Linked DNA regions of Homo sapiens: region 1 is linked to region 2. Evidence: read pairs that join two places in POLR2A ChIA-PET (ENCODE). Cell type or tissue: OCI-LY7. All regions are shown on one strand. Links, peaks and the distances in the headings refer to the core of each region. The heading gives the core; the rest is flanking DNA. Region 1 has its middle 34 kb from the start of RECK. Region 2 overlaps SPAAR (small regulatory polypeptide of amino acid response).

What was found. ChIA-PET counts read pairs that join two places held together with the same protein. Peaks named below come from ENCODE experiments on the same cell type or tissue, not always from the same donor. Only the 100,000 strongest peaks of a DNase experiment are listed, where the experiment ranks them.
Region 1: POLR2A ChIA-PET joins it to region 2 with 7 read pairs; 5 of 35 experiments call an interaction of 5 or more read pairs at or near these places.

What each region holds. Positions count from the first base shown.
Region 1 is chr9:36,001,608-36,004,517 of GRCh38, reverse strand. It overlaps the pseudogene OR13C7. Among named protein-coding and RNA genes, the nearest start is that of RECK, 34 kb to the left of the region's middle. In OCI-LY7, for the core only: no CTCF peak of the experiment used is centred there; no DNase peak of the experiment used is centred there.
Region 2 is chr9:35,909,700-35,912,609 of GRCh38, reverse strand. It overlaps SPAAR (small regulatory polypeptide of amino acid response), which reads right to left. Exons shown (of 2, transcript NM_001348107.3): 2 at 924-2,453. The coding sequence starts at 2,146. The coding sequence ends at 1,919. Among named protein-coding and RNA genes, the nearest start is that of SPAAR, 1.7 kb to the right of the region's middle. RefSeq lists a silencer at 1,485-1,564 and an enhancer at 1,568-2,448. In OCI-LY7, for the core only: CTCF peaks have their summits at 1,333 and 1,538 (motif pointing right); a DNase peak (open chromatin) is centred at 1,549.

The DNA.
Region 1 (2,910 bases), core at 122-2,621, 92 kb before region 2:
TGGGGCCAGCCTCCTATTTATCTTCATGAAACATCAGATTCAAATATTAGAGACATATTGAAATTTCCAGAGCATGAAGTTACCTTGGAACCCTCTCCCCTTTCCCTTGCATCTCTCCATGTCCAGTCTCCTCTTTTCCTGAAAGACCCAGCTGGGGCTGGTGTTGCCCATGAGAAAGATCTTGGGCAACAACTGGAGTTTGTTTTATATAAAAATTGTCTAATGAGAAGAAATAGTTATAAGGTGAGGATTCACAATTAATCAAGTCACTAGTATTTGGCACAAAGTTGGGGGAACATGGAGCAAACTTTAAGTCACCTTTCTGATCAAAGTTTAACGAGATAAATTGCCTTGTAGGATATAGCATCCCTAAATGAATGTGTTATGTGTTTTCGTCACTGATCACATGTGTTACATTATCATAGTCATCATTTTAAACCTTGTGCATTCGGTGTCCTGTGGCCCCAAAATAATTTTTTATTTTGTTGTCTCTTTTTTCTTGGAAATAAATATTGTGGACTTTCAAAACTGTTTTCTAATGTCTTAGCCAGACTGGAACCCCAGACCAGATGCACTGGTCCTATGCAAGGCAAAGAATGTTGAGTTTGGACCTCTTAAGTATTTCCTTCAGTTGACAGAGGAGATACACTATGGTAAGTGCCAATCAGACAGCCTCTGTGACCGAGTTTATTCTCCTGGGCCTCTCTGCCCACCCAAAGCTGGAGAAAACGTTCTTTGTGCTCATCCTGCTGATGTACCTGGTGATCCTACTGGGCAATGGGGTCCTCATCCTGATGACTGTGTCCAACTCCCACCTGCACATGCCCATGTACTTCTTCCTGGGGAACCTCTCCTTCCTGGACATCTGCTATACAACATCCTCAGTCCCCCTCATCCTTGACAGCTTCTTGACCCCCAGGAAAACCATCTCCTTCTCAGCCTGTGCAGTGCAGATGTTCCTCTCCTTTGCCATGGGAGCCACAGAGTGTGTTCTCCTGAGCATGATGGCGTTTGATCGCTACGTGGCCATCTGCAACCCCCTTAGGTACCCTGTGGTCATGAGCAAGGCTGCCTACATGCCCATAAGGCTGCCGGCTCCTGGGTAGCTGGAAGCACTGCTTCCATGGTGCAGACATCCCTTGCAATGAGGCTGCCCTTCTGTGGAGACAACATCATCAACCACTTCACCTGTGAGATTCTGGCTGTCCTGAAGTTGGCCTGTGCTGATATCTCTGTCAATGTGATCAGTATGGGAGTGACCAATGTGATCTTCCTGGGGGTCCCGGTTCTGTTCATCTCTTTCTCCTATGTCTTCATCATTGCCACCATCCTGAGGATCCCCTCAGCTGAGGGGAGGAAAAAGGCCTTCTCCACCTGCTCTGCCCACCTCACAGTCGTGGTCATCTTCTATGGGACCATCCTCTTCATGTATGGGAAGCCCAAGTCTAAGGACCCGCTGGGGGCAGACAAGCAAGACCTTGCAGACAAACTCATTTCCCTTTTCTATGGGGTGGTGACCCCCATGCTCAACCCCATCATCTACAGCCTGAGGAACAAGGATGTAAAGGCTGCTGTGAGGGACTTGATATTTCAGAAATGCTTTGCCTAGTGATGTTTGGGGGAACAGATGTCCTCATAGCTCTTTGCCTCTTGGTTGCTTTCACCCACAAATCTCAGAAGAGCATGCTCCCTAAAGAAGATACATGTGAAGAATGACTACCAGAAAATTGAAATACTCATGTAATAGAGCACTTTAGCTGTGATTGGACCCAATTAAAATGTTGAAACCTAGAACCCAGGGGGAGTGTGTCTTGAGGGGATGGAAGCAGAATGCTGCTGGATACACAAGGAATGACTTTTCTGTTTCTCCACTGTTCAAGTCTGAATTCACCTTTGTGAGCAGATGGTTCCTCTGTTTCGGGAAAAACACCCTCGGGTACCTTTCTGTTACAAAAATGTAAAGCCAAGATTCTACTCTTGAAAGGAGGCACTGAAGACACCATGGGACAGAACTTCATGACCCTGCCCACCTCCCTAGCACAGTGCTTCCCAACCTGTGTCTTGCCATGGAGCACGTAGAAAACCATGGGATGTGTAGGCACCCTGGGGTGAGTGGATGAGTCTTTTCATGGCTGAAGGCAATTCACCTGGGGGCTTAGGTCACTACAGGTTCTGCTTAGTAATCCCAGGAGGACTCTGAGCTTGGTACATCTGTACCCTGTGGCACATTAGCTGAAATGTTCTGCCTGAAGCAGAATGTGTCTTCCCTTAGCCCCTGCTGAAAGGACAGTCATGCTCTCTCCTTTGGCTATAGATAATTGGCGAGTTGACCCAAACTGGGCAAACCATATTTTCTGTCCAAGGAATTTGGAATTTGGACGTAGAGACACCTCATAGTTGGCACAAAGCTCTTGAACTCATAGACCACGTAAAGGGGGCACAAATGTGGCCCTGTGTCTAGCAAGGAAGAGAAAGCTGGTCTGCAGAGAGAAAGGATAAAGCAAATGCAGAAAGAAGACCAGACCTACATGAAACAGAAATAAAGCCTGCAATATTTAGGCTAGGTATTGGAGAAGGTTTTTTCTTTTATTTTATGGGAAAATTTAATCTTGTAGAAAGAATAATAGGTATTCATCTTCCAGATCCAAAGATGATCTGCTCATGGCTGGTGTGTGTGTGTGTGTGTGTGTGTGTGTGTGTGTGTGTGTAATTTTTAATTTTTTAAATTTTCCTGGGTACATAGTAGCTATATATATTTATGGAGTATATGGGATATTTAAATACAGGCATGCAACGTGTAATAATCACATCAGGGTAAATGGGGTATCCATCACCTCAAGCATTTATCCTTTGTGTTACAAACAATCCAATTATACTCTTTTAATTATTTTAAAATGTACAATTAAATTA
Region 2 (2,910 bases), core at 236-2,735:
GGCTCACACCTGTAATCCCAACATTTTGGGAGGCCAAGGTGGGAGGATCACTTGAGGCCAGGAGAGTTCAAGACCAGGTTTGGAAACATAGTGAAATCCCATCTCTACAAGAAAAGGATTTTTTAATTAGCTAGGCACGGTGGCATGCACCTATAGTCCCAGCCACTCAGGAGGCGGAGGTGGGAGGATTGACTGAGCCCTGGAATTTGAGGCTGCAGTGACCTATGATCACACGACTGCACTCTGGCCCAGGTGGCAGAGTGAGATCCCATCTCCTAAAATAAAATAAAATAAAATAAAATAAAATAAAAATAATAAAATAGGAAGGGCTTCAAGACCTGCCTCAGCTGCAGAGAGCTGCCCTGGCTGAGGTCAGACCCTGGGAGAGGGGAGAGGGACTCAGAGACGGAGCAAAGGTGGGGATATGAAGGACCTGCATCACGGTTTGACTTCTTCCTCTGCCCAATCCTGCTTCTTCCTTCTCCCCTTTGTAGGTGTTGATCCCTGACAAATATCTTGCACCCGAACTTTGTCTCACTGTTCGCTTTTAGAGAACACAGCCCTCAAAAGTTCTCTTCCCTCCGTCTCCAGGGCCTCCCCACATGTGCCGTTCCCTTCTCTGTGCATCTCTGAAGGCCCTGCGTCGAGGGCTGGTGTCAGGAGTGTCCAGGACATGGTCCCAGGAGCTCCTGGACCTGGGCTGAGCCTCGCCCACCATGCTCCTCCCCATCCCTCTCCGTCAGCCTCACTCTCCCCACCACTTCCCCCTCCCCGCGTGCACCTCTCCAGCTCCAAGCCACTCTGAAAGCCCTTCCCATGGCAGCCACATGGCAAGGGCAGCCTGTCTGGACACCCTTAGAGGCCAGAGCCCCCCTAAAGCTCAGTCCTGCCCCCCTCAACAAACAGGTCCTGGGAGAGCCATCTATTCAGGGCTGGATACAGACATAAGAGCCAGGAGGCTCACAATTTTGCACCCTTCAAACCAAACTCCTTAAATATAGCATGGCATTTATTCCATGGCCATGGGAGAATGGGTTTTCTGTTAATAAAAACTGAATATCCCCTTATTTGTGATGAAAACAAGAGCTTTGAATGTAACATAACATTTTAACTTGTCTGGAATTATCTTTCAGTTCCTGATTTTTCTGTCACTCCGAAGTGACACAAGTCATTCACATTCTCTAAGAATAGGAGTGACCTGTTGGAATATAGCAATAAAGTCTCATTAAAAATATGTTTAAAATATCTTATTTCTGGCTTTCCTGTTAATAAAACATATTGTACTTTCTGTGGCTCTTATTTTCTCTTCTGTTTCCTTTTGTGGTTTTTCTAATCAGATTTGGAAAGGCCCATAAAAGGATATACATTTTCAATTCTAAGGTAAATAACTTGTTCTCAGGAAGCAGCTCTTTGGTTTCAGAATTTCAGGGCTGATTTCAGGCAACTGGCAGGGAGCAGGCCTCGAGGTTGGGTTCTGTGCAATGTGCAAAAGTAATCAATTAGGAGCAAGTAAGAAGCGGTTTCTAGAAATGTCCACTTGAGGGTGCTGCGTGCCCAGGTGGCAACAGAACCAGCATCATAGGCACACCGTTTACAATAAATTCCAGTGATATTTCAGTTCCTGGTGTAGATCAGCAGAGCCGGCCCACCGTGCACTCCGGCGCTGTCTGTTCACTCACTCCTCAGAGCTCTCCTAAGCCCCATCCTGTGGGTCAACCCCAGCTGGGCTGTCCCAATAACAAGGATCCCTGAGGCTGGAGGGCACAGAAGGCTGGAATGGGAGGAGACGGGAAGTTCACAGGTTACTGGAGGGGAAGGACAGGGAGAAGGCCCTGGGAGGAGGGGAAGGCCAGGGAAGGCTTGCTGAGGAGCGGGTGAGTCTGACCCATCAGCACAGCAAATCCTGGGGACTCGGGCGTCACATGAAGGTCCAGAAGTCCTGGGCACTTGGCACTGGCTGGGCATGGCGAACAGGCCCCGTGAAGAGAGAAGCTTCCTGGCGAAACGTGGCCACCGTGAAGCTGCGGCCAGGACCCCCCTGAGGATCCTGGGCCCTTGAGTCACAGCTGAAGCAGCAGAGGACGCAGGTGATGGCCACAGTCACCACGAACAGCACCACCACCACCCCAATCACTGCCGTTTCCATGGCCCACTGAGCAACCTTAGGTCCTCTCGGAGCCTTCGCTCCCATCCAGAACAGGAGGCTCTTCGCGATCGCAGGTGCCCCGTGCTCCTCCGGCGGCTCTCCTTCCGTCTCCTAAGAAGATGCTGCTCTGAGTCCCTGGGTCGCTCCTGCTCCAGGCCTTCGGGCGCTGCCACGTGGCCCCACTGCTGAAATCTCAGATGATCTCTGTCTATTTTCTAAGCCTCAGGCCATGCCTCCAAGAGCTGTGGTCAGCTCCATGTCAGCTTCTAGAAGAAGCACTGTCCTGGAAGACGTGAGCACAGATTCCCTGGACACAGAGAAGGTGGAGAGGAGGGGTCAGAAGACGTTGCACAGAGACAGCCTAGCCAGCGCTGGCCCTCCGGTGACGCCTACAGATTTCAAGAGCAAGTTACGCCCAGACCAAAGACAAAATACTCCCCCTACTATGGATGCAGGAGGAGCCCGGCTCCTCCCCAGGAGGGACCTTGGGCCAGTCCTTCAATTGGCCTATCTGCTGCCTCCCCAGCCCCTGGCCCTGTGCTGGGGGCAGGGACATGAGGAGGGAGGAAGGCATGCGCCAGCTCTGGGCAAGGCAGGGGACACTCACGGGTCACCCCAGGTGCCAGGGCCTTTAGTGGGGGCTGGAGGCAGGGGCAGGTTGCATTTGGCGTCCTTTTCTGCATGGCGCTGGGATCATGCAGTTTAGATAGAGTATCAGGTGCTTCCCCGGGAATCCCTGCCCTGTCCATGACCGTGGGGCTCTT